Regions from separate parts of the Mus musculus genome. Here region 2 is linked to region 1. Evidence: chromatin loops called from intact Hi-C (ENCODE). Cell type or tissue: heart. All regions are shown on one strand. Each heading gives the region's core, and the rest is flanking DNA. Links, peaks and the distances in the headings are about the cores only.

The links. A loop is a pair of places that touch in the nucleus more often than their neighbours do. Peaks named below come from ENCODE experiments on the same cell type or tissue, not always from the same donor. Only the 100,000 strongest peaks of a DNase experiment are listed, where the experiment ranks them.
Region 2: it touches region 1 in a loop (2.2-fold over the local background); 2 of 42 quality-filtered maps call a loop at or near these places.

The regions. Positions count from the first base shown.
Region 1 is chr13:41,326,443-41,342,771 of GRCm38, forward strand. Nedd9 (neural precursor cell expressed, developmentally down-regulated gene 9) reads right to left here. Exons shown (of 7, transcript NM_017464.5): 2 at 12,135-12,578. Among named protein-coding and RNA genes, the nearest start is that of Nedd9, 24 kb to the right of the region's middle. In heart, for the core only: a CTCF peak has its summit at 8,957; DNase peaks (open chromatin) are centred at 8,369, 10,049 and 11,149; H3K4me3 peaks cover 271 bases; H3K27ac peaks cover 3,433 bases.
Region 2 is chr13:41,470,672-41,487,000 of GRCm38, forward strand. It overlaps Gm32401 (a long non-coding RNA gene), which reads left to right and starts at 16,240. Exons shown (of 8, transcript XR_873291.2): 1 at 16,240-16,329. It also overlaps a transcript of Nedd9 not described here. In heart, for the core only: a CTCF peak has its summit at 9,554; a DNase peak (open chromatin) is centred at 5,770; H3K27me3 peaks cover 1,738 bases.

The DNA.
Region 1 (16,329 bases), core at 4,938-12,937:
TGAGGGACAAAATAGTGCAAGCTGAAAAGTTGTTCTCATAGAAGCCGACAAGGAATGGAACGGTGATTACCTGGGGCATGGGTGAGGAGAGGGCTGGGCAGAGAGCATGCAGGATGGATACAGGCATCCAGTTGGATAGAAGAAAGGAAATTTGAAAGTTCTATGTCACAGAAATGTAACTGCAGTTGACAAGCATTAATTGTATATTCCTAAATAGTAGAGAGGATTTCAAATATCCCCAACATTAGAAAATGATAAATGTTTGAGCCGATGAACAACCTACCCTTATCTGATCATGTACAGAAATATCCTGTAAATATGCACAATCACTATGTATTATTTTTAAAATAATATAAATTTGATACATACACATACACAATAATATAAGTTTTACACATACATACATACACACACACACACAGCACAGAAAAATATTTGAGTAAGAAGACTTGGGTAGAGTGGAGGAGAGACATGGAGATGGGCTGGAAGTATTGCTTCCATTCTAGTTGTTTTCGGGTCTATCATCTACCTATTTACCATCTATATATTATCCTTTTCTGGTATACAACAAAAAGCTAGAGTTGGGGATGTAGCTCAGTGGTAGGGTATGTGTCTAGCTTACGCAAGGCTCTGTGTTCTGTTCTTAGCACTGTCAAAAATCTTTACAAAAATCACAAAATACAATTTTAAGAAAAACTAAAAAAAAAATAAAAAAATAAAGAATTCCACCCAGAAGCCTTTTCTTCTATGAGTATCATAGCACCCACAAAATCATGATAGTGATTGCCATGACTTTTGATTTTGCAGATAATTTTGTATCCCATCATTTTCTTCCAGAATCACTGCAAAACAGCTTCAGAAATGGCACACATTGTGTAACCATTTGCCTCTGCCATTCAGATGTGGGCAGGTCAGATGGCTCAGTAAGTAAAGGGGCTTGCTGCTAAACCTGACAACTTAAGTTCAATCCCTGGGACCCAGATGCTAGGAGAGAATCGGCTCCTGCAAGGTGTACTTTGATGTTCATATACATACCACAAATGTACGTGTGCATACTCACACACACACACACACACACACACACACACACACACACACACACACAGAGAGAGAGAGAGAGAGAGAGAGAGAGAGAGAGAGAGAGAGATTAGATATTGCCTAAACTCCTGACCACGATGCAACAGAGCAGGAAGGTGAATAACCAGGCTTTGCTGTTTTGCTGTCCTACCCTAAGGCTTTCACCAGAACTAGGCAACTCAGGAAATACTCGGCTCAGAGAGCACAACAGGCGCTAACGAGAGGTTAGGACATGTCACTACAGCAACAGACCCACAGACAGCCTTGCCCTTAACAAGGCCTGAGATGGTCTAATGAGCAAGCGTGTCACATGACGAGCGTCTATTGCTTTGCTTTGGCTCTGGTGGGAAATACAGTTAGACTGCTCCCTGCCCCTCTAACCACCCCCCCCTCCCTTGATTTATTTATACTACCTTTCTTTGGGTTTCCTACATTAACAAGACTGTTTTGATTTCTAAAACTGCTTATTAGATAGAAACCATTTCATTCAAATGAAATAATAAAAACGAAAAAGCTCTAGCAGAGACACCACTGCCTTCACTGGGTTTCATAATAACCCTTTGTCTTAAATGAGCAATTTACCCTCTTCCCTTTTTACAAGAAAACCCTAGGAATAGAAATATCACCACTACCATTGCCAGCCCACTAGGACGGGGACTCAGTTTTCAGCAACTGAGAGCTACAGTGGGCTGCCTATTTGAAATCCAAGATCATGTCTTGCACTTCTATGAGAAGAGGAAAAGCTACACATTGTCTACCCTGGATTTATTAATTCTCTATAAATTCTCTCTCTGTCCAGCTTGGGTGCAGCAGTGAGCTCACTTGTTTACTTGCATAGCAACAATATAATGAAAACTCAGTCTGGCTTTAAAAAAAAACTCCCTTCCAAGCTATCTCTAGGCTCAACCCATCCTGATGCTTCTCTTGCATTCAATGGAGACATTTTTTCACTCTATTTTGGGGACACGACTTACTTTCCTTCAAGGACATTTGATAGTTGATTTTTATGCTGGAGCTAAACTTTTTTTTGCAAGCTGTCCAGATCACAGCCCATCTCTCCCTCCACTTGAGGCAAAGGCAAAGGGAAGGTTCAGGAGTGAAACTGCTCCCTTGGGTCACATTCATATGACACAGCTTTGTGTGGCAAACCACTCAATGGAAACAGTACCCCAATTGTTAAGCCCCTAACATGTCTCCCCTGCTGCTATCAGGAAGCTCTTTGTATAGTGAGCACTAAAGCAATATTTAGCTATGGACTGACCAAGCACCAAAGAGCAGCAAGACGCACAGAACATCAAACCTTGGTGGGAAATGACATCTGGGTTCCCCAAGTGACCAAGGTCTTTCATGGGACAAAGCTGAATGCAGGCTGTGACAATTAGGTATTGAAAGCCATTTTTCTTTTAAATATCTCTTTCAGTTGACTGAAATGTTCCTTTGAATGAAACCATAAAGGAACAGGCCTCTGGGCTCTTTTAGTATCTGAATAAATTCAATGGGACCATGCCCATTGCATCTACTCTAGATTTAGAAAGACGCCTAAGACTGCCCTGCTGAGCTGTGGATGGGAGGTGACAGAGAAGTAGTCTGGGACCCGAATGCCTGTGGGTATTGCTTCTCTTTGAGTAGGTGATCTCTCACAGCTCAGTGGGAGGACGAATATAATGGCTGATGGGGCAAATGGCACGAATGGCAAACATTGGTGCCAGTTCTGAGGGTGGCTGCCATGCCTCGAGGCACCAGGCCCATCTCTCTGCCTAGACCATGAGGCTTTTTACAGGGAAAGATGGTAGAAAAATGGCAAGGCAGAAGAGCTTGCCTGTCTTGATGATAGAGCACAGAGGGGAATTCTCCAAATGAAGAATTTCCTAGGACTTCTCTTGGGAACAATATCTGTGCCTTCATCTGCCCTTGCCAGCTTCTAGATGTTCTTCTTGTACACAGCGGCTGTGGATGGCAAAGGCAAGCTGGGCTCTAAAGAAGGGTAGGGGACAAACTGTCCATGTTTAGGGGTCAAGTTGGAGTTTTTAAGACGAGGGTTGAAGGTAGGTCATTTAATGAAATCTTTCAAGCTATTGTGGGAAAGAATCTGATAAGGATATCTGGATCGTAAAATGTTGGCAAAGACCATTAGAGGGAATCCAGTTTCAGTGGCCATTTCACAGTCGAGGGAGCTGGAGTATGGGAAGGTACGTCATCAGAGGAGCGAGTGGGAGCTACAGTTGGCACTTACAATTCTTCTTTCAGAGGCCTATTTCCTGAATCAGTGACACGTGCCATGCAGTTCTTTTTAGACATTTAGAAGGAAATACTCTCAAAGAAAGCAACTTCCATATACAATAGATGTAGCTTGCAAATTAGGTATCTTGTGCTTTGGTGGGTCCCTTTCTTTCTAGTCTAGTCTTGGAGATTACATGAACTTTTAGAACAGCAATATCATTTAAGAAGAAGTCCACATGGCCATATTGCCTGCAGTACCACAGGTCTGGCATCTCCCAGATGAGTGCTTTGGAAGTATTTCCGAGTGGCTGGAATATCTGTGGCTAGGCTCTCTCAGCTCTTTGGGTACTATGTGGATGTGAGATGGGGGAGCCTTCCGCAGCAACATGAATTCTTCCTGGCTAACACCATGCTCCTTAGCACCCAGGATTGTGGTGAGCTGGGATTGCTAACAAAGTCAATGTGCCCTCTTAGGTTAGGGCTGGCAATGGCACCTATGAGCTGGGATGTAGAAGCCATTAGCGTTGGAGTCAGACAGATATGAGCTCAATAGCAGGCCTGTCTCTTGTGAGAGGCAGTGAGTTCACTCTGGTAGATTAATCTCAGGCCTCAGTCCTCCTTTCCTTTGTGAGGGGAAGGAAAGCTATAGTATGCACGTCGCTTTCTGCCAGGAGGGTCAGGTGACACAGTCATTATAATGCCCTCAAAATGGAGCAGAGGCTCAGAGGCATTTTAAGGTCATTTCTATGCTTCAGATTTGAAGCATCACTGCAGAATAAGATGGAGCAACATCACCACCCTGTTTCAGACTCAGAGGTTCTTTTGAAGAGATCTCTCCAGAAGTTAACAGAGACTGCAGAGGAATCCACTGTCTTACGTGTGAACCACCTGGACTTCTCACACAGATGGGGACACCTCTAGTACCAGCCATGTGCAAACTGCAATCTGCGAGCTGAGTGTATCCCAGGATAGCCACGAGTGTGGCCCAAGACACTTGTAGATGGCACTGACGTTTCACAACATCAAAGGTCGGGCATGCCTGCTGGCTGTAACCCTGACACAATGACTAAGGTACTGCTACTTAGAACAGAGTGTTTTTGGCCTCTGACATTTTCCAGCCCCGAATTTTGTAGAATGCACTCTGGCGAGTTGGTCTTCTCCCTTTCTCTTGTGTCTTTGAGACGGATTCACATAAGATGATCCAACAAGTTTTATCATTAAATAAGACAAGCAGTGTTCCTGCCCTCCCTCCTTCAGAAAGTATTATCCATGCAGTGGGGTGTCCTGTGGCAGGCTGCCTCTCACTCACTGTGATAAGCAGTCACTTACTTTGCAATCAGTGGGAGGGGAAGGCTAACTAACCTCTGTTGCCTTGGTAAGGGTGAGTGACAAGTTACAAACGCCCCCTCAGAAATATGCATTATCTATGAGCTTTATGACAGACTGTGGCTGAAATCTGAAGACGTTGGTGTTGACCAAACAAAGAGGACCTTTGTTCAGTTAAGGAGGTGTGAGGGTTTGCTCATTCCCTTGGCGTGGGTGACTGTCTGGGAACAGTGCCTTTCAGGTCAGGGTAAGCTTAGCAAGTCCCTCCCTTCACTGCTTGGGGACCTCCAAGGCTGTGGAAGATATAAAATGTACCTTGACTTTTCAGGGGGGACATTTAGGTGACATCTCAGTTCTTTGGACAGTTTTACAAACTAGACAGTTAGATATATTTATTAGGTTTATTTTCATATAGAAATCTACAATTTTGGGACGTAATTGTACTTCATTGAGTTTACATAAGAAAAAACTGGGGGGGGGGTGTCCTCTGCCCTGGAATTAACTTTTTAAGTTGTATATATGGGAGATAGAGATGGGGAGAGCATAGAGAACAGAAAGGCAGAGAAAAACAAAGAGACACACAGACAACAGGGAACAAAGAAAAGGGAGGTGAAAAGTCAGAGTTTGTCATTTCCGGCAACTCTAATTTCCTCTAAATCTATTTTTTTCCTTGTTAGTAGACAAAAATAATATTGCTTAATATCTATAGCAGTTAGGTGGCTGGTATCTGAGGTTGTTATGGTCAACTGATTTCAAAAGGCTTCACATGCCAACAAGGGAAGTCTCTGGTTCCCATGGCAGCAGCCATGGGTGTCTGTGTGTATGTGCATGTACATGTGCGCTGTGATGATTCAGTGTCTAAGAAGGCAGAGGCAGCATAAGTTTCAGGATCTTCTGCTACCTTTCAGGAACCAGCCTGGAAGACCTGCCTAAAAGCCTTTGAGTCACTTCCTGCCAGCATTTGTCTATGCCCTGTTTTGGAATTGCCCACCTTAGAGATGATGCCACAGGGCTTGGCCGAGCTCAACAATACTTAAGTATTCTAAGTAGCCACCACCAAACGGTGCGCACCCCAGCCAAGGCCATGACAGCAGCTTATCCCATTTCCAATGGACCCATGAGCTCCATGGCATCAGTGAGGTATGCACATACGATGGGACCAGAAAATGGGAAGAGAATACTGGGTTGCCAAGAGAAAGCTTTAGACTGGAGATGAGTTTTAAGAGACGGATGGTTTGAAAACACAATATAGGAGGGAAGGGATTGTAGGTCTCATAGAACCCACAGAGGCTGCTCTGAGAACCACTATACCAAGTATATGTTTTCCCTCTAGGAGACAATGAAAGAGTTTACCAGTTTTGCAGTCTATACTGGGGCGGGGGGGGGGGGGGAGAAGTCAGGCAACTCCCAATACGTACCTCTGTTCCCTGAGAGCTGGGATTACACGCACATGCCACCGTGCCTGGCTTAAATGAAATCTAGGGTCTCATGTGTGCTAGACAAGTGCTCTTTTACAGAGTCATACCCCGATCCGGAAAGCCGAAATTCACATCAATCATTATTTGCTTTGGTATCCAGTTACTATTTAAGGACAGTTAATAAGTGGTGCCCTTGCAGGACCCTCGTGGTAGGAAGCTCTGTTCTGTTGTCTATCAGGAGCTGTTGGGGAAGGTGTGGGCAGGAGGAGACTGGCTGAGTGAGCAGCTCGGAATCACCATTGGTAGTTTGAGGTGAACTGAGCATTACCCCTTTGTTCCTTGCTCCCACTTTGTTCATTCCTTCACCATGCTGATCTGTGTGTGGGTTCTTAGCTGCAAGATTGATCTACGGCAGAAGTGGGTACCGTGGCTCCTGGCTTCCTAGAGTCAGAAGGTAGCTCCAAATTAATCTTCAGAAGGAGTCAGGGCACATAAAATCCTGTTGGTTAGGGTCCAAGCTAACGCTAAAGAACAACCATCAAGGCTGACAAGCTGGCTCTGTGGGTGAAGGTGCTTGCCATCAAGCCTAAAGACCTTAGTTTAATCTCAGGGACCCTCCTGGCAGGAGAGAGCCACTCCGCTTGAGCTGTTCTCTGACATCCATGGTACATTGCTATCACACACACACACACACACACACACACACACAGAGAAAATAAATATATGTTTTTTTTTTAAAAGAAACCAAATTAAATAAATAGTTTTTTTTAAAGAATAATTAGCTGGGAGGAGAGGAAGGGCTGATATTGGGTTGTAAAGTGAATAAATAAATACATTTAAGAAAAGAAAAGAATAATCAAAATTGCTCCCCATGCAGCTTGGGTGTGTCCCTTGGAAGTCTGAGATCACTGAAGTAGAGAAGTAGTCTGGTTTCAGACCTTTGTAGGCTTTTGACTTGCAGGCTTTTGGGCTCTCCAACTCAAATCCAACTCTCATATTTTAAGTAGAATTTTCCCTTTTTAAAGACTGAAAACTTTAAAAAAAATTCAGCTTTTCAAATTATTTGACTATGAGTAACATACTTAATTTAGAATTGTCTGAGAGCTCTTGGCGATCTCAACACATATTTACAAGTCTCTGCAGAGTGAGAAAGCTCTAACTCACAAACTGTTTTCCAAATGGAATGGAACTGTCTTGAATCCCACATATAACTGATGAGCCTCGCGTGAGTCTCCTTCCTAAGCATTTGTCTATGTGTTGATTAATTTCTATCCTGCACTTATGCTTCATACTCTGCGGCTCGGAGTTTTCTTTTGTTTTGATTCAGCTTTCAAACTTTTGCCCAGGCCCTAGGCACTCTGCCTGCAATGCCCGATGTGTGAAACAGCCCTACATATAAGACTCAGAGTGAAGACAAATGAAACTAGGAAAAGGTGCCCGTCTGCAAGATTTCCAGATAACCTTGATTCTTTACCACTCTTTCCAGAAGAGACCTGTGCACTCAGAGGGTTCAGCACATTGGCTGAGAATGAAGTACGCACATACTCAGCATATACTGAGAAACGCACAAGGTCCATAGACTCCGCATGAACTTTGAAAACTGGGCGTGTGTGCTTAAGACACCTGTTATCCCAGCGCCGGGAGGATCAGAAAATCAAGGTCATTATCAGCTACTTAGGGAGTTTGAAGGCAGCTGGGGTCACTTGAGGCTTTGTCCAAAACAAACAAAACCCAAACCCAAACAAAACTCTTGAGAAAGGAGAAAGGCAAGAGAGAGGATCATCCCACGATGGTAAGTGCAATGCAGGAGCTTTCTGCCTCCGAGTCCATTTAGTTTTCCCGACAGCCCTTTGTGGTAAATGGGCTTATTCCCACTTCACAAGCAAAGGGGCAGGGTCTGAGAGGACACCTGTAATTTGCTGAGCCCAGGGAGCCACAAAACTGTGGTAGGAGGCAGACTAACTGAAGCCTTGCTCTGTCCACAGGGCTCCTGGTCTCCTTGCTTCACAGAGGGTGCACGTGTGATCCCTATCCGCATTCTGCAGGCAGCTAATTCTGGCTGTCGGTTAATATGGATCCGGGGTGCAGGAGGGTGGGTGGAAGCTGGAGTTTCCAGGAGAGCAGAAAGGGAAGGCAGAAGGCAGAATTCATGCTGTAATTTTTTTTTTTAAGTAATTCATTGGGACACAGTGGTGTATGGGATGAAATGTCTGAAGTCCACACTGTAACAACTCGGGCGAGTTCTGAACTATGGAAAGTCCCGATCACAGTCAGACTGGAACACATCCAAGCCGGCCATTGTCTCTCTTTAGTGATTCTCTAAGTATGGTCCTGGGCCAACTTCTGATGAACTAAGCAAAGAGTGGTAGGCTCCTGGGCCTCCTCTCTTAGACCCACGAAAGGAAGGGCTGTGAGGTGGACCTGGGAACCCACAGCTGACTTGATGTCCCTCCCTTTCTGGGTGACTAGCTCATTCAATTCTTCAAGCTCAGAACAAGTTACCACTGAGTCCTCATTTTCCTTAGACAGCTTTTAGAAACCATAGCTAGAGCTACTGGGGACACTCATCCAGGCCTTAGTTTGTCACTGTTTACAGACAGGAAGTTAGAAGAGAAAATGAGTTAGTTATTTAGCAAGCCGGCAAAACTTCTAAGATAAGAAACAATAACTACTGACAAAACCCACATCTGTTCTCTTGGCCACTGAGATTGGGGTCTGACTTAAGTCATTAGGATTCCTGTCCACTGGGAGTTACTATACTACAGCAAGGGATTTGGTGGTCAAATTAAATTTTTAAAAAAATTTTTAAATTTATTTTTATATATGAATACACTGTTGCTATCTTCAGAAGAGGGCATCACATCTCGGTGCAGACAGTTGTGAGCCACCATGTGACTGCTGGGAATTGAACTCAGGACCTCTGGAAGAGCAATCTGTGCTCTTAACCACTGAGCCATCTCTTCAGCCCCAGTGGCCAAATTCTTAAAGCAGTTATTACTGCCTGGGAGGTTACAGTCATGTAAGAGGTGACCCTTGCCACCACCTCCATCAGGAAAGAAAATTTAACAAGAAAGAAAGGAGGGAGAGAGGAGAGGGGAAGAGAGAGAGAGGAGGAAATGGAGAAAATCAGGAAGGGAAGTGGGAAGGAGAGGGAGGAAAGTGGGTGAACAAGAAGGAGAGGAGGGTATGGGGAAGCGAGGGGATAAAAGGAAGGAGAGATGAGGAGAGGAAGGGAGAGGAGGAGTGGACAAAGGAGAAGGAAGAAGAGCGGTGAACGAGGGAGGGAAAGAAAAGGAAGAAGGGACTGGAAGCAGGAAACCTGAACTCTCAATGGCGCGAAGACTCACTCACAGGGTTTGTTACAGAGGACCCTGGTGCATGGCAGGGAAGGGCTAGGGTCACCTTCCCTGTCCTTTCTAGCTTTAGTCCGTACTAGGCAGCCCCTGCCAGCTGTGCAAGCTTCAGGTGATGGGAGTGTCTTGTTTGGTCTGCACTGCATAAGGGCTGGCAGGGCTTGTTAAAGGTTGGCTTATTACTTCAGGGCTGGCCTGCCCTTTGCTAAACACAGAAGGCTCTGAGGTGCAGAAGTCACAGAAGGAAACAGTATGCGGAGGGACCCGAGCCACCTGAGGGCCTCAGCCCCTGACATCAGTGGAGACCAGGAGAGAGCCAAGGGGAAGAACGCCATCAGCTATAACACAAGCAAGGGGGGAACGAGGGGTCTGAAGCATCAGGCTTCCCAGACATGGAACTGAAAAGGTTGAGTCAAAGGAAAACATGTCACCTTCCTGCCAAAATAAACTATGACAAGAGTAAGGTCCCTCTACCTTTCAGCCAAGCACTTCCCGTACTGGCCTCCTCTGTCTGCCTCGAACCAGCTCAGACGAGGGAGAACTATTTTTAAGTTGCTCAAGCCACCGAGACTAAGAATGAGAGTTACTTATTTATAGTTACACCTTCCAACTGTTCTTTTCCTCTCTGGGGGACAGAGGCCAGGCTTGGCACTCCCTCAGGAGCTGAAATCACTGGGGCGAGAAGGGCTTTGCAAGGTCACATGCTCTGTCGATGGCCTGTAGCCAGGATCCCTGTCCTGGGGAGTGAACTTAAGTGGGAAAGCCCTTCACCACTTCTCAGAGAATTTCTCCTATCAGACAGAACTTGGATTGTGTGCCCTTGAGATGTGTTTTTGTTAAAAACACACATATGTATAATAGATGATTAGAAAATGAATTCATTGTTGAGGAATTCAAGAATAAATCTTTCTTCCCCTGGCCCCTTGGGAAAATAAATAGAGGTTCCAAGGACTGGAGAGATGGCTCATTGGTAAGAGACTTCTTACAGAAGCCACACAGGTGGCTTACCACTGTCCTTAACTCCAGTTCCGGGGAACCCAACTCCCTCTTCTGGCTTCCTTGGGTACCAGGCATATATGCGGTGCACATACATATACACAGGCAATACACTCATAAACATAAAACAAAAATGATAACTCTTTTAAAAAAGACGTACTTAGAAAAAAGTATCATGCTAGCAAATACTATTTGACACAACATAGATTTGTAAATTCATCTATATTTTGTGTCCATAGAGTCTCAAGCTCTTTCTGGTGTCCAACTTTACCCTTACTCTTATAATCTGGATAATCTGGAGATATTTTCTCATTGTATAAAATTAGTCTATTCTTACTAGCAAGCCTTGAAGGAACCATTGGGACTTTCTGACAAATGAAAGAGGAAAGCCTTCCCTTTTAATGGGCACAAAAACCCATCATTGTTGGCTTAGCCATTGCCCTGTAAGTAAGTGTCAAGATTCTCTTCCTGGCACACACACACACACACACACACACACACACACACACACCTTACCTGGTATTGTACTGTTCCCTCACTGCATCGTAACTGCTCTGAGAGCTCTATTTAGTCTTTAGTTTACCACTGTATCACACAAGTATCAAAACTACAAAAGATGCTCAATATTCACCGATTAAGGAATGCATTTCTACTCAACTCAAATTGTTCTGGGTTGAGACTCTAACATGTGGTACTCCCTAGTCCTGTGGTGCTCCCTAGTCCTGTGGTGCTCCCTAGCCATGTGGTTTGGGGATGGTCTGAGTATTCCACACCCCCTGCTAATGGCAGGTCTGAGGTGATCGGGAGAGTGCCTACCAAAAGAGGTGATGACAGCTGGCCTTTGCCACAACTGATCTAATGCCAGAGGCAGGCTCTGGGACTATCAAAACTGAGAGATTAAGCAATAAATATTGTCTCTTTATGAAGGTAGCTGTCTCAAGGATTCAGTAATGGTGATAAAAAGCTGATGAATACATCATATGTTTCTTTCTTTTTTTTTTTTAAACTTGGCATTTTCCTAAGTATCTAAACTCTGCTGTGTCTACTTGGACATTACTACAAGAAATGAATCAATTCTAAACCTACTAGTATCTGTGTATTTTGAATAAATCAATCTTTAAGCCCAAAGCTCTAAGAACAAGCTGGTAGATAGGATGTATTTTCAACCTTTTAATTTCCTCTACTTTCCTTTGATTCTTTGCCCAGCCAGATGACTGATTCATGACTTAGCTTTTGGCCCAGGGAGAAGGATCCACAGTAATGACGGGGGCTACACTACTCAAGGAAGAGGTCGATAAGACTACAAACCATTTACACACAGGATCCAGGTCTAGCAGACTCATCACCTGACTGAAGAGACACGATTGTATGCTCAAACTGGATCCAGAATGAAATACCACTTAGACTGGCTGTTAGTCAATGGTATGTAGGCACATGGTCATTCAACGAAGTTGTGTTGCTGGTATGATAACGCATGCCTGTAATCCCAGCACTCGGGAGTCTGAGGTAAAAGGATCTCAAGTTCAAACACAGCCTGGGATATACACAGTGAGACTCTGTCTCATAATAAAAATTGCTGTTGACGGATTAATGGAAATTTGATGTAATAAAGATGTCTGGGGTAAGCCATTTAGTATGTTTGCTTTGGGGCAATTTCTAAGTATTTTTTTGGGGGGTTGCCTCTATTATTCTAACTACAATGAGTGGCATAAAAGAAAGAACAACATTCTAGTTCATCACTTACCTTTTTGCTTAGAAGGGGTCCATTAGTGCCGCCAATGTTCCTCTGAACTGATGGTGGTACTTGATATACATCTTGTTCTGGAGTGCCATGGCCAGTGGGTACTTGGTAAATTCCCTGATTCTGGTAGGAGGGTGGCACTTGGTAGATGGTATCCCGAGATGCTGCCTGGGAATTTGGCACTTGATAGAGTTTCTGTTGGCCAAAGGTCTGATGCATAGGTCCAGGAGTAGGCTGCTCATGACCGGGGGTCTCTTGCACTGGACCAATCAGAAGCTTCACCCGGTTCCCTGGGACAATGCCTTGGCGACCGTGGAGGGAACACAGCCACCATCCCTCAAGCCCTCCTGTGTTCTGCTCTATGACAGTTAAGATGTCTCCCTTGCGGAAGGCCAGCTCCTCAGCACACTCAGGGACGTTGTCATACAAGGCCCTTGCCATAAGATTCTGGGAAGGGAAGAAGAGAGGAACAGGGTTAGAGTGTTAGGTCTGTCTTTTTAGCACTTATACAACCCACACTTTTAGGGACAGGCACAGTTCCTGGAAATAGAGAAGAAATATGAACACTAGCCTGTCAGAAGGAACTTAGAGGGTTCAGACAAAAGATAGCCACAGCCACACTGTGTCTTCCACCAGTGACATCAGATGGACTCCTCCAAAAAGCACAAAACAGAAGAGATTTCCCTCCAGTGCTGGGTGCTTTGCCAAGGAGCTGGGCTGGCATTGCTAACGAGTTAGGAAGGGGTCACTGGGCAAAGCATTTTTCTAACTTTTCAAAGTCAGCTGGACGGGAAGAATGTTCCAAGCTGTTCAGGCGCCACAGTGAGCTGCCCTCAATACTAAAAAAGAAAAAAGAAAAGAAAAAGCTGCTCATACGCCACAATGCTTCTATATATTCTAGACCCCGCCCCCAAATGAGTCAAAGAAAATTCTAAATGACACATACTACAAACAGAAATTTTATTCATCATTGCAATGTAACTAGAAGTACATACACATAATTGTGCCTTGGCAGAGCCTACCATATCTTTTATGATTAAGGAGGCCTTGGATGCAGGAAGAATCTACGTGCGAAAGCATAGGGATAGGCTACAGTAATCAAGCAGGGACACAGTGTGATAGCAGTCTGTCTAGACAGATCCCACCGTGGAGAGGTACTCGGCAGGAATACATTGGTTCATAGGCTGGGTCTCTCTTGCACCTCTCTGAGGGCCCTTCCTTTCCCAGTAGGCCACCACGTAGTCACCTACTTAAATCTCGCCATTCACATCTGAAAGGCTGTGCCTTCCTTTCATGGACTCAGAACACTCTCTGTCTTTGTATGAAGGCCTGTCTGGCACATTTAGTCCTCGGCAGACAGCTAAAGTAGGCATTGAGCAGAGAGTGGGCAGGCAGTCTGCGCTGACATTCCTGGAAGGCTTTCAAAGGCTCTGAAGATTCTCGGCATACTGGCAGCCAGTCCCGCACGCCTGCCCCTTTCCCAGAGTGCAGACAAGTGGGGGGAACATAGGGAACCCAGCGCAAGCATCGGAAAAACTAAATGTGACCCCTCTCATGTGTCACTCGAGCGTCTGGATGCACTTAATGTCACTGTGGCGAGGAGTCATTTGCGGAGCGAAGGACTGCCGCTTGGCCGGAGTATGCTTGGGACTTTATTTCACACCATCGCATATTTGTGGACTTCGGGGCTGCTTTTCTTTGGACTCTTGCCTCCGCTTTCCTCTCCAGAAATGTGGACTTCATCTTCCAATCTCATGCTTTTCATTTCTTTAAGACGGACATGCATTAATCATCTCCTGCCCCTGGACTCTGCCTGAAACCACAGGCCTCGCAGTGTGAGGCGCACTCTTCTGGGGAGGGGCTGTGTATGAGAGGAGGGGTCTGCTTCTGGTCGCGAGGCTGGAGGAAGTCCAGTTCCACTCACTGCTTTGTGTTTTTTGAAGTGATAATACAAAATTTATTTTGTTTTCATTACATTTTAAATTATTTTAAATTTCTTTCATACTATATATTTTGCTCATATTTTTCCAAGTTTTCTTAGATCCTTCTCATATCACACTACCCAATTAACTTTCCTTCCTCATCCCCCCCCTCCTGCAACCCCCCCCCCCCGAAGCAACAACAAAACCATGGTATATGTTTTCATTGTGTCTTGCCTTGGTCAACTACTCCCAAGTCTTCTTTTTCTTTAAGCATACATACTTTAAAGACATACACTTTAAACATATATATGTATACACACACACACACACACACACACACACACACTTGCTATACTGCCCCGGCAGGCTGGACATAAGAAATCCTCCTGCCTCAGCCTCCTAAGTGCTGGGACTACAGGTACATACCTCTGCAGCTAGCCAATCATCTTTTATCATGAATACCTAATTTTAGGAAGAGAGATTAGAGCCACAAATAGCCGTCCCCCAGGGAACTTAGGATAAAGCTGAAATCACTGGTAGATGCGATCTGTTTGAGATTAGCTAGAAGGGAATTCGGAGCTTTTGTGTTAGGTGAAGGTTTTACTTAGCAGTTGTATACTAGGAAACACTGGATTCCTTCTAACGCTGAAAAACTCACAAATACAACGATAAAGTCAGGCCACATGCTTGCTTAGTTTTTAGAGCCATTAAAGAATGTGCCAGGATGCTTAGATCTCTGTTTCTCCCCATCCTTTGAGTGTTCTATCACTGTAAAAAGGGGTCATAGGTTTAAAGAGGACAAGACTCTGGTCCTTTTTGTATCAAATGACCTCAGGGAAGGGACTCCGTAGGATTCCGATTTCAGAGCTTAGATGGAAGAGCTGACTCTGGTCTGGGCCCATTCAAGAACAGGGGATGGTAGCAAAGGAAGTCCCTACACAGAATCAGAAGTGATCAAGTTGGGGGCAACCCTATGGGACCAGAAGACTGATAGCTATGCAATCAAACAGGCTTCAAAGAAAAGAAAGAGAAGCAAGAGAAGACAGCAGACGGGCAAAGGACTGCAGCTCAATCGACCGCAATCAGCTGGAGGCGTTCGCTGTTGGGCCTCTTCCAGGGTCTGGAACACCGTGAGGTACTGAGTGGAGTGTTGCGCCATGCTTGATTAGACACAGATACAAATCCCCGGGTGAGTCTGCTAGATATGTTTTGTCTTCTGTCCCAGTGACCTTCCCACCGCCTGTTTAGCTGCAGGCTCATGCCTGCACAGGAGCCTAAGGGAAGTTCCTAGGATAGCCCCAGAGTCCCCTCAACCATTCAAAAGTGGGCACATCTGGTGAATTCTCCTGCCTCCTTGCCCACAACATCTCTCCGGTCTTCTCACAACAGACAGAGAAAATGGGATTTAGAAAGAACTTGACCCAGCGGTTGGGGAGCAAGGACCTCACACTGCTCCACCCCCACCCCCAGGCCAGGCTGACATCCATTCATACCCCGGTACACATCAGCCTTGACTAAGTGAGATTGAGTTCTTTAATCTCTATGTTATCTAAAGACAGCTGATGTGCATATAGTTAGTCACTCTCCTATACAGCCCCTGTAGAAAGCCTGTGAGCTCGTGAACCTGTAGTTCTGCTTTGAAGATGAGGACCCAGATCTGGTGAGCTCAAGCCATTGTTTCTTCAAGGGCCACATCTGGGTATCAGAGCTGGAAGGAGAACTTGGGTTTACTGGGTTGACTTCCCTCTCTGGGATGCTAGCTTAGCTTTCAGATCAGTGCCTGGGCTGGGCTCCATTCCAGCATATCAGAAGGTTCTGAGGGTAACCTTACCTTCACCCCATTTTATGGAATAAATGCATCCTTTGGGGTTTGCAGTCCCAAGTGTGTTCTTAGGGCTCTCCTTTTGGATATCCTACCTTCCTCATCCCTAGGGTAAGAACAGAGTTGTGGCTCGGTACAACTGTGAGTTTGTCACAAGAATAAAAATACGTGAATCCAAGTAAAGATATACAGACTGCCAGACACTTAGCAAGCCATTGTGGGCTTTTATTTAATTTTTTTGGGTGGTCCTTGACTTCAGACTTCCTACCTATCTCTCCCTTCTTGGTGCTCAATCAAGAAACAATCCCAGGGCTAGAGAACTCACTCAGTAGTTAAGAACCCTTGTTCCTCTTCCAGAAGACCTGGGTTTGATTCCCAGTTCCCACATGGCAGCTCATAGCCATCTGTAACTCCAGTTCCAGGGGATCCAATGCCCTCTTTTGGCTTCTGATGA
Region 2 (16,329 bases), core at 5,064-13,063, 140 kb after region 1:
TACCCAAGCAAAGGCAAAGTCATAGATACCCAGGGAATATTTGGGAGGCACATTAGGAAAAATGAATCTCAATAATCTGCATTGCACTGGCTTTAATAGACTGAATCTCTCAAATTCATGCATTGAAACCTAGCCATTAACATACTGATGTTAGGAGGTGGAGGTTTTGAGAAGTGTTACATAATGGGGCTACAATCCTCATGAATGGATTTGTGCCTTGATCGCAAGACTAAAATAGAGACCTCTCATCTGTCTTGTTATTTTTTAAGACGCGAGAGTACAACCACAAGAAGGTAACCCCTGCTACCCAGGAGCAGGACCTCAACCACAGTGGCCTCTGGATCATGTACTTCTGACCTCCAAAAATAAATCTGTGACTCTCTGCTATAGTAATCTGAAATTACACCAGCATCATCTCATTTTCAACTCTTATTTCTCTCCTTTTCTCTGCTTCTGGTTTGTTATCCATCTTACTTTGACTTGACACATCTTAAATCATTCAGGAGCACCCATGCGCCCAGATATGAACAACCAGTCCTTTGACCACTGTATCCCATGAGTTCAAATGCATGTATTCATTCTAATTATATATTGGGACCATTCCACTTGAATTGTTTTGTGAAAACTCTATTCTTTTGCTTACTCTTTGTCTTAGTCCTATTGCTCTGAAAAGACACCATGATCAAGGCAACTCTAATGAGAGAAAGCATATATTTGGGGGATCATTTACAGTTTTGGAGGGTAAGTCCATGATCATCATGGTGGGAAGCAGTTAGGCATGGCACAGGAGCAGGATCTGAGAGCTTCACATTCACAGACAGTAGCAGAGAGACACTGTACCTGTGGTGGAGTCTTGAAAGCCCATTCCCAGTGACACAGCTCCTCCAACAAGGCCACGCCTCCTAATTCTTCCCAAACAACTCTACCGGTGAGTAAGAATTCAAATATATGAGCCATTCTCATTCAAACCATCACACTTTCCTTACCAGAGGAAGTGATTTATAGAGGTGTCAAGATCTGGTTCTGGGCTGACTACAGCTATCCAGGAAATAGATACCTGTTCACTTGGGACATCATCTACCACAGAACCCAAAGATGAATGCTTTGAGGCTTGTGTGTTGATGGAACTGATTTTTACTGAATATTCACTATGTATAAATCTAGACTCTAAAAAATAAAAATGACTAAGAGGTTTACAAAATCTCTGCTTATTAAAAACATAGCTGCATAGCGATTAACAATGGCAACATTAAATTATTAATCTGAAGTTGCTTTTTCCTACTCTGTGTTCAGATATCAATGATCCATTAATGAAGTAACTTATAGAAAAGTTTTAACTTTCCTTCTAAAGGCTCCTTCTAGCCCTTTTCCTCTTTCTAGCTTCCTAGGCTCTTAATCAAAAGTTCTCTCTCAATTGACTGTGATCGTTTTAGTGAGGACACTTCTGTGGGACAGCCTAGAATACATTTAAGATAGCTGTTGCATACTGTGGTGGCTATTCTTGCATGTCAATTTTACTCTATCTGGATTTAGCAGAAACCCAAGCATCTGGCCACACCTATGAAGAATTTTTCTTAAGTTGTCTGAAGTGGGGAAAACCCACTTTTAATCCCAATCTTTTGAGGTGGAGAGATCCACCTTTAATCTGGGCCACATCTTCCCATGGTAGCTTATATAAAAGAAGTTCTCTCTTTGCCTGCTTGCCCTCCCTCTTATTGGCAAGTCCATTGCTTCACTGACATTAGAGCACACTCCTTTGGAATTCTGACGTGGACTGAACAGCTACTGAATTCCTGGGCTTCCACTGGTAGATGGCTGTTGTCGAATCACAGCTTGTAAGTCATTCTAATAAATCCTGTGTGTGTGTGTGTGTGTGTGTGTGTGTGTGTCCCATATATATATGTAGGCAGGGGAGGAAAGGTAATTTATTCTATCCGTTCTGTTTTTCTTGAGACTCTGACTAAGACAGGTATTTCTGCTGCCCTCAAACCTGGAGAAACATGAGACAGAAGCCATTCCATAATAAGTGAAATTGATGATGGCTTCCACAGGGGAAGAAGTGAAGAAGGAATTTTTAGGCCTAAATGCTTTATAGCTGAATGATTTCTGATTATCACAGCAAGATCTACTATCCAGATCTTACTAATAGAAATTCTTGGGGCATCTGTGATACATACTTTCAAAAGGAAGGGACATCAAGAAAGCATCACTAACTGAGCAGGAAAGATGGTACAGAGTCCAAAATATGCTTTCTTGGTTCGTTAAAGTTGTGGCCCATAGATTTACTCTCTTCTAGTTAGCTCCAGCTGTCAACTTGACACAGCTTAGAGTCATCTGAGGGAGTCTTAATTGGAAGATTGCCTGGATCAGACAGGCTGTAGACATGTCTGTGGCACATTTTCTTGCTGTTGATTGATGTGGATCATACCACGCCTGGGCAGGATGTCCTGGGTTGTATAAGAAAGCTGGCTGAGCATGAGTTAGTGGGCAAGCCGAGTAGTAAGCAGCATCCCATCATGCTTTCTGCTTTGGTTCTTTCCCAGACATCCCTCAATGATGGATTGTACCTGGACGTGTAAGCCTTTCCTCCTCCAAGTTGCTTTAGGCTGTGATGCTATCAGAGCAAAAAGAAATCAATCCAGGACATACTCTGAATAGGTTTAACCAATGAGGACTCTGCACCACAACGTGATATTGCTTATAGCACAAGAAAGCTATGCATTCAACACTATCACTCATATTTAAAATCTCCTTCCACTAAAAGCCTGAGAGGGGAGTCTGCGACCAACTCCATTCCGTGGTGGTTCGAAGAAGGAGGCCATTTTTTTTCTTGTTAGAGTGAAGTAAGTTGATGCATGGTTGGGTGGGTTTTAGTCAGACAGATGAGAATTCGAGTTCTAGTTAGTTAAGTGTGGCCCTGTGGCAATTTAAAGTCTCCATAGATCTGTTGTGTTTACTAGTCATGACTAAAACGGTTTCAGAGTTTCTCAACTATAAGGTAGTGTCGTAAGGGCGCACACTCATCTAATTTCCCAACAAACCAATGAGGCAATGAACACAGAGAGACCTGAAACCCCTGTCTTCAGAAAGCCCTGCTTGTAAGGCTGGCCCTTGGCTTACATCTGGGGACTCATAGAAGGCTCCTGTCATTCCATACATACTCAGCTATGGGTTCAAAAAAAAATGTGTTTTATACCAAAAATCTGCTTTTCTCCCAGGAGTCTGGGATTGTGGTGTTTAAGACAGAGACTGTCTAAATGACCAGCCCCAACCAATACTCTGGCACTGAGTCTCTAATGAGCTTCTCGGGTAGTCAGCATTCCATATCCTACATAAGTCATTGCTGGAAGAGGCACGTGCATCCTGCATGGTCCTTCAGCTCAGGACTCCCAGTAGAGGATGCCAGGTCTCCTCGCTCGTGTATCCTGGCATGTGTCCTTTTGATATAGCAGGACTTAACTGTAGGTGTAACTGCATGCTGAAGCCTGTGCACTTTCCAACCAGTCACTGTACCTCAGGGTGGTCCCTCAGCGTGTACTTCCCCACATGTGTATGGCCTTATTATATAAGGTGATTTAAATAATCATAGCATTATTATTATTTAACGGTGAGAAAGCTAACTCACAAAGAGGTTAAGATACTACACACAAGCCTTTGACCTAACCAGTATATGGACCCATGCAGAATGGTTTTTTTTTAACCCCTATGTATACTCTACAGCTGTAGGAACGCTACCTCCCTCAGAGGATGGCTGCGAATCAGAGAATGTCTGTTTGCTTAAACATGCAGAGCACCGGATGGCCTATTATTATGTCATTCTGCACACCCCTAATCTCTTCCACCTCCTCACTGAATATCCCACTTGGCCAATAGAATGCCCCTGAGAAATGAAAACAACTTTGAAGAAAAGGGAGAGCCATAGTATGGAACTCCTCCCAATCCCTGATTATTTATTTTGCAATGATATCTATTATGGCGGATTCTTTCTGACACATAAGAAATTCCTGAATTTCCTGTCTCTTGACTTCTGTACCCAGCTTAGCGGGTCTGTAAGGAGCAGTAAGTGACAAGCTGGATATTTCAAAGGGGGCAGTTTATGGTGACCAAATCTTCTATTGCCCACTCACAGTTGGGCACACTTTCTTACCACAAAGGTACAGTCTACTGAAATCAGGTTTTTCTCAATTTCCCCTCCTACCTCTGATTAATCAGATTAAGCCTTCTGATTAATAAAGAGATACCCTGTTTCCATGGAGGAAAACCAAATGACCTCAGCCTCCCAAGGACTTATCCTTGCTTTTTTTCCCCCCCAAAGGGAAACTAGTTCTGTTGCAGGTCTTTATGTGAGGGCCCATATTGAGTTGATGATAATGATGACACTGTAGTGAGAGATGGGCTTTTGATAACCCAGGCTGTCTGAGGGGTAGGCAGCTGGGATGAGTAAAGACAGATGCCTTCAGCTCTGTCTGCTCCTTGAAATTCTCTCTTCTAGAAAACAGATCTCATTCACGCTGTAAATCACGACTTTGAATGGAAAGTCCAGGAGCTTTGAGATACAGTGATTAACAGTAGTGGGGTCAAATCCATCGCTGCTAGTCCAGTTCTGATAAAGTAAATTTGAGGAAATCTATGGATGATGGGTACTTGAGGAGACACCTTCACCATGCCGAGTGACAAAAAGGGAGGGGCAAATGATGTAGGATTTAGGAAGAAAAGCCAGCAGTCTCCAAGGGATACTTCACACATAGGGAAGCTTTCCACGCCTGTTAATTCTTGTAGCCAATACAGGGGGAAAAGGTGGAATATCAGCCATGGAAGACCTCCCTGACTGAAAATAAAAGGGAGTTAGTCTAAAGAAAACCAGTGTCTTCACACTGAAGATATAAATGATGCCCAGACCCTGATAAAAGTAGTACCTTGTCATTGGCTGAACTCTTCCTTAGCCAGAAGCCCTGGGTTCTAGTCACACCTACATCATTTGATCAGCTGCCCAAAGTGTTACCTAAATGGCCTCTCACTGCAGTCTCCTTGGTCACATTATCATCAAAGAGAAGAATACAATCAACAATCTCTAGGTCCACTGTGAAAATTCAATACAGCGATGGGGGTTAATGAGCTGAACATATGCTAATTTAATTAATTAGTATATAATATATAATAAATAATACTACAATAATTAGTATATTAATGTTGGCAGCTATTATTTTTGTTTTCTTGTCTTGAGACAGAGTCTCACTCTTGTTTTGCATAGCCTAGAATTCAGTATGTAGCCCAGGCTAGACCTGAACTTGCAGAAGCCCTCCTAAGTCAGATTTGAAAATACTGGACAGGAGCCACCATGCCATGCTAAATCAATGTTTTGGCTAAATTAATGCTGTGTATTAGAGCCAGGATTAACCAGAACATTTAAGAATAAAACAGAAACCAAGTTTTCACTCTACTGAACATTAAGAAGAAAGTATTACCCCAAGAGCCAAACTTAATAAAGCTAAATTATAGGCAGAATGGGCATTGCAATAAATTCCATGAATGATCAATCGAAAATATAGACCTTTTCCTTTCTGTGATCACTAATTCTTTCTCCTGGGACTGTCTGGTTAAGTTGCACACACTGGTCTAAACAGGCCATGGGCATTAATTAAGATTTAGGTCAAGGTCTCTGACACAAGCAGTCATCTATTTTCTGAGACAAAGGAAGCCCAATACTTCCCTGCGGCTGGAGAAGAATGGCATTCCTTTCCATTGTAATCACACGGCATCAAGGAAATGTTGGAAATCTAGGCGGGGCAGTGTGGGGCGCCTGTGAAAGTGATTATAAGGTTGAACTTTTGAAATAGACAGCCAGGCCAAATATGGTTTAACAATTTTTACTGTTGGAAAGCATCTCAGAGAAAGACAATTTGACTGATCTCCTCACTGAAGGAGTCCACCAGGCAGGCCTGCCATATTCAGAGATTCCCCCACCAATGACTGGCATTCAAACCTTCTGATCTTTCTTCATAAGTGCTACATTGCCCTTAGATTTAGAGTAAGCTACAATTAGCAAGTCGCTGTGCTTTCTCTCAGAGGGTTTCCCATGGAAATTCTTACGATGATCCAGTCTGAGTTTTAGCTCTCCCCAGGAGGCCAGACTCTCAGCTCCATCTATGGCAATGTGTTTTGAAGTGTGTATGATACCCACTGACCAAATGACTCACTAGAATTCTGTAATGTAGCTACTAGTTCTTTTGGCATCATCTGCATATGAGCCCCACAGAGAGGTGGGAGGTTCGGATCTCTGTCATGATTCTCAGTAGTTCAGGAAGATCTTCAGCTTGGCTTCTCCAAGGGCTTTTCCCAGGTGAGGTCAGAGGCAGTAGCTGCTGACTCTTGGGGGTGAATTCCCTAGGATTTTGGTGAGTGAGACAGGCAAGGCGTTAGCCAAGGGGAAGCCATGAGAGTAATGGCTTCATGGGCAGCCTGGCACTAAGCCCTTCCTCTGGTCCTTAGTGAATGTTTGCACTTTGAGAGGGAGAGACAGATGGGGATGGAGGTGAGCCAGAAGCGTACATTTATATTTGAGAAGGACAAAGTAATGAAGACCTGTCGGATTTATAGATAATAAACATAATTGAGTAACACTTTTTATTCTCGTCATTCTTCGTTAGCACACAAGAGTTGTCCGTGTTGAGGGTTGATCAGATGACTCAGTTGGCAAAAGCACTTAGCACCGTGGTGCCTGATGAACTGAGTTCAAGCCCCAAACCTCAAATAGTAAAAAGAGAAAACTGACACCCAAAGGTTATTCTCTGACTTCCACACACATGTTATGGCATGTATACACGTGCACATGAGGGAACAGACACACTTGATGGACACAATATTTTTAAGGAGCTGTGAATGTTGAAAGTCTACGAGGCCAAATCTTTCTCTTTATTCATGAACCACACAGCAGACACTACAACCTGGGGGCATGCCAACACCACAGTCAATGAGCCCAGAAGGTTTCTAACTAGAATCCATTTGAAAAAGTCGATGCTGGTGGTCATCATGTTTGTGTTGGGCTCACAAGGGCTCAGAACACTGCAGGGACCCGGGATGTGCTTGGTGACCAGTGGCTGATCCACAAGTTGGTCTATATGAGAGTGAAATGGCTTTGAGAGCCCCTCCTCTCAGCAGCTTCAGACACCACTTGTTTTTGTTTACTGAGGCTGAGTTGAACTAAATGTTCTCTCTCCCTCTCCCCCTCCCCCTCCCCTCCCCTCCCTCTCCCTTCCCCCTCCCCCCCACACACACAAACACACAATACTTGCATCTCTTTCACGTATCCCTGGTTGACCTGAAACTTACTATATAACCGAGAATGACTTTGAATTTCTGACCCTCCTGCTTCTGCCTCCTGAGTGCGAGGATTGCAGGCTCGTATCACCATGCTTGGTTTATACGCTTCTGGGCAATTGAATCTCGCAGGGGGTGGGGGTGGGGGGTCTTGAGAATGGTAGGTTAGCACTCTACTAACTAAGCCACACTCTCAACCTAGCTCCTTTTCTTTTATTAAGTTCCATTGCCAGGTCTTCGCTTACTCCCACAAGGTAATGCGAAACCAGCATCTTCATGTCTCGGATCTAGTTGGAGGTGCTTTTTGTGTGCTTGTATATTAACTCATATTTAAAACTACCCAGTGAGGTGGACTTGTCATCCTCTGCAGGCGAGAGACCGACTTGCTCCAGGGAGCACGACAGCGGTGTGGCAGAGGTGCAATGTGAACCTGGGATGCTGCTGGCTTCCTTAACCACACCAGCAGTTACTCCAGCTCTCGTGGTTCTGTCCATCTTCTGAGCCCCAGCCATCACATCTCAATGTACACTGCTGCCAATTGCTTCGTGACTGTTCCCATTCTGCTAAGAAAGGGGCCGTCTCGGGCAGAAGGCACGCTGTTGCTTCTCATGAAGGTTAGAAAATGTGTTCACTTCCTGTGCTATTTTGGCAATTACTGGTTACCGAATGAACAAGAGAAGCGAACAATAAAGATCTGAGACCTACTATAAAGTTTTAACAGTTCTTAACATGGGTGGGGGTTTGAATAGGAATGGTCCCTATAGGCTTATGTATTTGAATATTTGGTCCCCTGTTGATGGTTGTCTGGGTAGGTATGGCCTTGTAGGAACTGTTTCACTGGGGGTAGGGTTTGAGGTTTCAAAAGTCCATGTCAGGTCTCCTTCCCTCCCTCCACACAGCTCTTACACACACACACACACACACACACACACACAACCTGCCTGCATATGAGGATGCAGCTCTCAGCTACTTCTACAGTATCCTGCCTTCCCTACCGCCATTAATTCCACCATGATGATTTCCAACTAATTCTTTACAACCAAAGCAAGCCTCCAATGAAATGCTTTCTTTTATAAGAGTTTGCTTTGGCTGTGATATCTCTTCACAGCAATAGAATTGTGACTAAGAAAACACAAAAGCTTAATACTTCTCCATTCCTTCCAATCACAGATTCTCAGATACACGTAAGTATGTGTGCCAATATACGCACATGTCAATATAATATTAAGGGATGCCCGAGTCTGCTGTTAGTAATGAAAATGACAAATTCACTTGAAAATTTTAGAATATTGACAAGGCCCGTGGCATAAAATCAGCCTGTATAGTAATCCCTTCCCACTTTTAAAGATTTCTGGTTCTACATTTTGTTAGACTTTTATGGCATAGAGTTATAGATGTAAAAGATCATTAAAAATAACTGGCCTCGTGTGGCTGGAAAGATGGCTCAGTGGATCCGAGGATATGTTATTACAGAGGACCCAAGTCTGGTTCTGGTGCTTAAGGACCTTACAACCATCCATAATTCCAGTTCTTGGGCATCCAACCCCCTCTTGTGACCTCCACAGGCACCAGGCACATAAATGGTGTAGATGCATATACACAGGCAAAAGTCTCATACCTATAAAATAAATAAATCTAAAAAGAAACGAGCATCATATGGGGCCACTTTGGGATTCTACTCCAGAGTGAAGTGCAGAAGTGTAATTCACTAGTGCCCTACTGATGGGCATTGGCATCTGCATTTCACACCACAGAGGCCCATGCCAGGATGTAGAGTGCTAGGGTCAAGTCATCCTGCTATGCTACTCAGAAAGAAAAACAACCAGTAGAGAGAAAGCACGAGACAGAGAGGCCCAGCATCTCTCTAAGTATTTGGGGAACGCTTCCAGGGTACTAGGTGTGAAACTCAGCTCAGGAGACAGAGCTCTCTGCTAGCCGATCCCTCCGGGCAACCGAGAAGGCCAGGCCTGGGTGCTAGGCAGGTTTGAGTAAGAGGCTGCATGAAAGTCAAAGCAAGCAGCCAGCAATATTTTCTCTGCAAAATGTTCCATCCAAAGATATTCTTTGGTGAAACTTTGTTTATCCATCAGGCTGTTCTCCAGCACCGGAGGAGGGCCACCTTGGCTTCTCCCGAGGAAAATTCTAACTCTGCCGACAGTGTGCACAACTGTACAGAGAGGTGCACTCAACGTTCAGCCAACTGCCTGGCCTCCAGGGTGAGGTGCAGAAGGGGGCGATCCCAGACCCCACCTCTGTCTTCCTGCATTCTCACAGGCGCCCCCTAAAGGTCACACAGCTCCGCTCACGCCCCCCCCCCCCCCCCCCGTTTCTACCCTCCCCCTTTCTTCACGCTTTCCTCTCTGAGTTCTATTGGAGCAAGGCTACCTTGGACTGGTTCTTAAGAGCAGAGAGCCCTTTTCCCTGTCTCAGAGACCTAGTTTCTGACACTCACACACTCAGTAACTTGCTCCTTCCTTCCTTCACTCCAGCACTTCCTATATGTTGATGTATAGAGAAAAAGGATAGGACTGCTGACAGCCCAGAGGAAACAGACTGTGGGTGCTTACTGTGTCTCCTGCTGGGAAAAATAGGTTACAAGAGGAGTGTGTGATGGGGTGACAATGGCACTGTGATAGGAGGCTGCCTTGGCAAGGTGAAGTGAGCAAGGGATAAAGCTTTGCAGCTCTTTCCCAAGGGTCTTTCTGGGTAGAGATGCCTTAGTTAAGGTTTCTATTGCTGCTGTAAAACACCAGGACCAAAAGCAAGTTAGAGAGAAAAGGGTTCATTCCTGCTCACACTTCCACATCTTACTCCATTGTTGGGAAAATCAGGGCTGGAACTTAAACGGGATAGGATCCTGGAGGCAGGAGCAGACGCTCACTGGCTTGTTCAACCTGCTTTCTTATAGCACCTAGGACCACCAGGGCCGAGGTAGCACTGCCCACAGTGAGTTGGAGACTCCCACATCAATCATCAATGAAGAGAACGCACCATAGGCTTGCCCACATATGAATTTAGTGTGGGCATTTCCTCAAACTTTTGTTCTCCTTCTCAGATACCTCTAGCTTGTGTCACATTGGTGCAAACAAATAAACAACAAGGCACCTCATCAAACCAAACCAGCTGGGACAATAGGGGCCCAAGCATGAGTGCTAGGTCCTGATTACGTATGTTCTTGGCCCCTGTTGAGAATGTCAACGAGGCTGCTTAGCTCTTTAAAAATATAAGCTATTTATAATAGAAATCTGGGACTGAGAGCAAAACTGCAAGGAACGTAGGGAGATGTCCATGTGTTTCTGCCCTACTGGTGCATAGCTTCCCCACTGTCAGCATCCCACACCATACCTGTGCATTTGTTAGACTGATTGACCTACATCGACAAATAATGAGTACATGGATTATACTCAAGTGTTGGGGACTCTGGTTTGTTCAAGTGTAGAACATCAAACATTCACAGCTGTAGCATCCTATGAAGCCACTGCCCTGTTCTAAAGCCCTCTGTGTCCCCTCATCCTTCTTCTCCCCGCTAGCCATTATCAGCCAATGAGCTTTCATCTCTCGGTGGTTTCACCTTTCCCAGAATGCCCCATATCTGGGAATCACACATTACAGGGCTTCTTCAGTCTAGCTTCTTTCACTTAGTTGTATAATTAGGTATGTCTTCAATGTGATTTTGTCTCATCAAAATGTGTTCTCTGCGCCACTCAACTAGGAGAGATTCTTGAGAGTAGGGGTTACTTATTGGAGATAATTAGCAGTCTGTCCTAACCGTGATTTCTTTACTAAAATTCCACTCTGAAGTGTGCCAGTGTGCAGTTCCACCCCTGTGGTCTTCCCAGCCCTGACTGAAACCTTGGGGTGAAACACCCCTCAGCTTCCCATCGCTGTAACCAAAGGCTTCAGACATCCAACTGGACAGAAAAAAAAAGGTTTATTATGGCTCAGGTTTCAGAGTTTTCAGTTCTTGTGATGGCTAATCTTCACTAGAATCACCTACAAGGCATATCTTTGTTTGTGCCTGTAACATATCTTAGGATGCACCTGTGATATATCTAGCATGTGCTTATGATATATCTTCATTTGTGACTGATATATCTTAGTATGTGCCTGTGATATATCGTTTTGTATGCCTGTAATATATCTTAGTATATGCCTGTGATATATCTTTGTGTACACCTATGATATATCTTAGCTTGTGCCTATGATACATTTTTTGCATGAGCCTGTGATGTGTCTTTGTGTGTGCCTGTGATGTGTCTTTGAGTCTGCCTGTGATATATCTTTGAGTCTGCCTGTGGTAGTCTTTTCTGAGTTTAGCTAAGGAGAAAAGACACGGCCAGAATGTAAGTGCACACCCTGTGGACCGAGGTACAAGACTGAAGAGAATGGGAGAAGAGGAGGAAGCCAGCTGATGTCATCATTCACCTCCCTGATTCCTCACTACAGATGTAATGTGACCAGTCACACCCTTGCCTCCTCAACTAGAGACACATTTGATGCCAAACCTCCTTCACCCCAATGCCCTGCATCCTCTCTTGAACCATAAGCTTCTGTCCAGTATTCTGCCACAGCAATCAGAAAAGTAACCAGCACTGCCCGTGCTTAGTCGCACTGCTGCTTTGGGCCCATGACAAGGCTGCATCTAATAGTGTGGGCATATGGCAAGGAAAACCACCAACCTCATGGTCAGGAGACAAAAGGAATGCCTGGGGTCCCCAACTTCCCTTCAGGGGGCATGCATCCAGTGACCTAATTCCCTCCGATAACCCTTACCCCCTGCAGGTTCCACCTTCACAGTGGCACAATGAATGCCTTTAACACAGGGACCTTTGGGGTCAGTCTAAACTAGAGCAGATGGTGGCCTGCTGCCTCTGACTGCTACATTCCTTAAGGAAGGGCTGATCCTCTTTTGTTCTGTTTCCATGCCCATGGTCACATGTGTCATTTCACAGCAGGGCAGCACAGACACACTCTTGTAAGCAAATAGATTCCCAGTTCTGAAGAACATGGGCTAATGCCTCCATTTCTGATGCCCGTTCTCTATACACACACACACACACACACACACACACACACACACACACACATGCACTGAAATGAGGGTAATAAAATAAATAGCCATGCAGAGAAACCTACACACACTCTCCAGTGATTCTGTCTTCTGAGAGCCGTCACTTTGAGGTGGTTCTCTTAACTGGCTGATGATGATGATGAGAGAGAGAGAGAGAGAGAGAGATTGTGAAGAACACGAAATAAGTGTTCACAGATGACTCTGCCATTTTAATTTGAATACAATTGCATGTAATTTGTTCACTGCCCTGGTCCCCTACAGCTGAGTTATATGTTCCAGTACCACTGAAAGCTATATAATGGTTACCATGCTGTGTATAGGTGTTAGAATGTGTTTCCCATGATCAAGTCCCTTAGATTTGTTGCCCCTGATAGATAGTAAAGTCTGTAAAGTTAAAAAAAAAATCTTTGCTCCTTTTCTTAGTATATTCTAATCTGTTTTGACAGGGAAAATTTAAATGAGATTGACATTAGCCTAACTCACAGTATTTTCGGAGGTGTGCAATTTACCATAAATCCTTCAGTTACTTTTTCTTGGACTTTCTATTCTGCCTCCATATACGATTGGCTTGAGGATGGGGCTTGTCTGCCAACTTCATGCTACATTCCCAGGACCTAGAACATTACTCGAATCATACTAGGCCCTCAACAACTGTGAAAATACCAAGTTTCTGAAAAGCAAAACAGTATCTGAGACAGATCATCTTATACATCAACTTGGCTATCCTAAAGGTACCTTACTCTGGATATACTTGTGTATATATAAGATGGTCCTCAATTTACAAAGGCCCAAATGAAGCCTTTTTAACTCTCTTATGGGGTAATAGTGATGCACACTCAGTAGAAACCACACTTGGGCTTTTGAGTGTGGATCCTGGGCCTGTCTCTGTGTGTTCCGATCCGCTCTCGTGATGCTGGGCAGCAGCAGGGAGCCACAGCTTCTGGCCAGTCCATGACTATGGCTTGCTGAAGCCGTGTCCCTTGGTGTGACCCAAGGCTCTGGCCCACCACTCTGCTTCTCAGGGCAGGGCCACACAGAGCTACCCACAGTCTTGCTTCCTCTACATGTTTCCTCTCACTGCAAATGAGGCTGTGGGTGGGGAATTCAGAGTCATTGAAAGTAGTCGGAAGGTTATGAGAGCTTCACAGGCCATACGGTCGGATGATGGCGTGGTAGCAGAGCAGCCACCCTGGGCAGCAGGGATAGGCAACTGCAGAGAACACATCACTGGGAAACTCCCAAGAGAGCACCTTACGAGATCTGGCTCTCCCTAGCATCAAGCAAAGTGACCAGCACTTCTGATCTGATCTGCTGCTCTAGGCCCTGGGCTTTGAGAAGGGAGGGACTTACGTGGGTCCCTTCACTGAGGGTTTATGGGTTTTGTGTGATGGAGAAGTGGATGAAAAAAAAAGCAAAAGCTGTACTTTCCTCAAACCTGCATTGGTTGGGCAGGGTGAAGTCTTTATTTTTCTCAGTTCTCATCTGTCTATTTATCTATCCATAAATAGACAGCATATGAGAGAGAGTCAGAGACAGAGAGACAGAGATAGAGAGACAGAGAAAGAAAGAGAGAGATGGGTCAGGGATAACATTTTTGAATGAGGCCTCACAGATCATGCTGATACACACTGAAAATTGTTGCTGAGACTAAAATCAATAGACCAAAACAATGAAATGGCAAAATAAAAATTTTTATATGACTCAACTGGATTCAGACCCAAGCTGCTATCTTGTACCATGTAAAACGATGCTATGTTCCACACTAGAAATTTCATCCGGGTGATTTGTGGGGGGGGGGGGGGGGGGGACAGATCACCAGCAAAGGAAAGGCAGCATCTGTAGCAGGATATGTCCTTTTGGAGAAATGTGTCATGCATGTCACAAGGAGCTTTTCCTGAGGTTGTTCATGTGCTCTCTTTCCGGAATGACACCAGATGGGTGATGAGTGCCACCCACCCCTACCCACGACTGCATCCCTTGAATAGATAGGAGAGATCTCAGAACCAAAACGCCTCAAGTCAAGGGCAGTTGGCCACTGGATAGTAGTCATGTGCTGAATAATGTTTGTCAGTGATGGGCTAAGTATACAATCCTGTCTCATCACATTCTGGTGGAGCTGAAAAAGTCTTGCTCCTGGTTAGATCACAGTCACCATGCCATCCTATACCACATTTTTCATCTGTGCAGAGAGGGACTGAGTGAGTCAACTGCCAATCAGATCCAAGCCTGGCATACCCAACCTGAGTGCAGTACGTGGTACCTGATAATAACAAGTCACCTACCTGCTGCTGGTTTAGGCAATGACTATCCCGTACATTTTTATCATTGGAAGGCTCATTGTTACAATACAATTTGACTGCAAAATATTCTACCACATGACCCCAGCAGCAGCCTTCCTTGTTCCCTGCAACCCCTTGATACAATCTCTAGTGCTTGCTGTAATTTTGTGTTAATTTGTTCATCATAGCTGCAGGAGCAAGAGGCTGTACCACACAGATACCCTAGAGCGCCTACAGCAGCGGATCTCAAGCTTCCTTAATGCTGTGACCCTTTAATGCAGTTTCTCATGTTGTAGTGATCCCCAACCATAAAATTGAGTTGGGTGCTACTTCATAACTGGAATTTTGCTACTGCTATGAATCATATTGTAAATATCTGATATGCAGGATATCTGATATGCTATGACCCTGTGAAAGGGTTGTTTGAACCCCTAAAGGGATTGAGAACTGTTGCTTACACCATCTTAAACGCTGCCTCCCCGTTTCCCCATTCCTGCTCAATCTTGTCTTTTCCATCTCTCTGTGCTCTCTTCATTTGACGGCAGATCTCTCTTCTCGGAGCTTTGTGTGGCTGATCTCTCTGCCCCCCGACTGCTACTTGAACCCCTCCTTTTTAATCCAGTTTTTATCTCCATGCTTTTTATGGACCCTTACTGATTCCAAGGAAGGTTCATTTTTTCCCAGAATATATTCTGGCCTTCATCACATTTGGGGTTCAGAACACAATACCTCAAAAAGGTGACTGTAGGAATCCACCAAAATATGCCATCTAAAATATGCCCCTATGACATGTTGTATATTTTAAGGGGTTATTTTAAGAAATCACAGATATGGAACCATTGACACTTGCTTGTTCATATAAGAAACTACAACTTTTAAAAAAATCTCATTTATGAGTGCGTGTCATTGTCCGCACCAGGAAGATGTTAATCATCTTCCATAGAGATTCTAACCCATGGAGAAGGTACCTGGTGCGTCTGAGTTAACATCGCCTTCCTGTCATTGCAAATGGCATTCTCCAGGACATCAAGGACATGCAGGCTTGTCTCCATTGCCATGTTATTGACCCAGCACCTGCTAGAAATCCAGACCCCTAGATTGCTCCCTGCAGTTAAGGACTGATTATACATGAGCCTCAGTCACCTGTCTGATGCTCTGAGTCTTCTAGCTTTATGTAACATATAATTAAATCTATTTTCTCTGGCTAATAGGCCAAGCTAATTCACAGACTACCCAGGAAAAGAACTTTGAAGTATAGAAGAAAGCAAATCTTCCTTCCTTGAATTAATTAATGTCTACTTCTCTCCTGCTATATAAGCTCGTTCCTGTCTAGGTTTTGACTTAAAATAGGGCTGGCAATTGTGAGCACTCTCTAGATAGTTGTCATATAAATTAACTTACTGATGACATATGGCAGGACTCTTGCAGTCACAATTTCTAGCCCCGCCCCCCACAAACGACACAAACAACTGTAATCTATGCTTAAAGGACCGAAATAATCAAAGAGCTTTATCTCCTTCAGGGTAAGTTCTGTGAAGACATCACGAAGGGAGGAGCCCTATACATACACACCAAGCAGCACTGAAATAGGAAGGTTTAAACGGTAGAAATCATCAGACTCTTTATGACCTAGAAACAGCCACTCCAGGTCTGCTCCAGGTC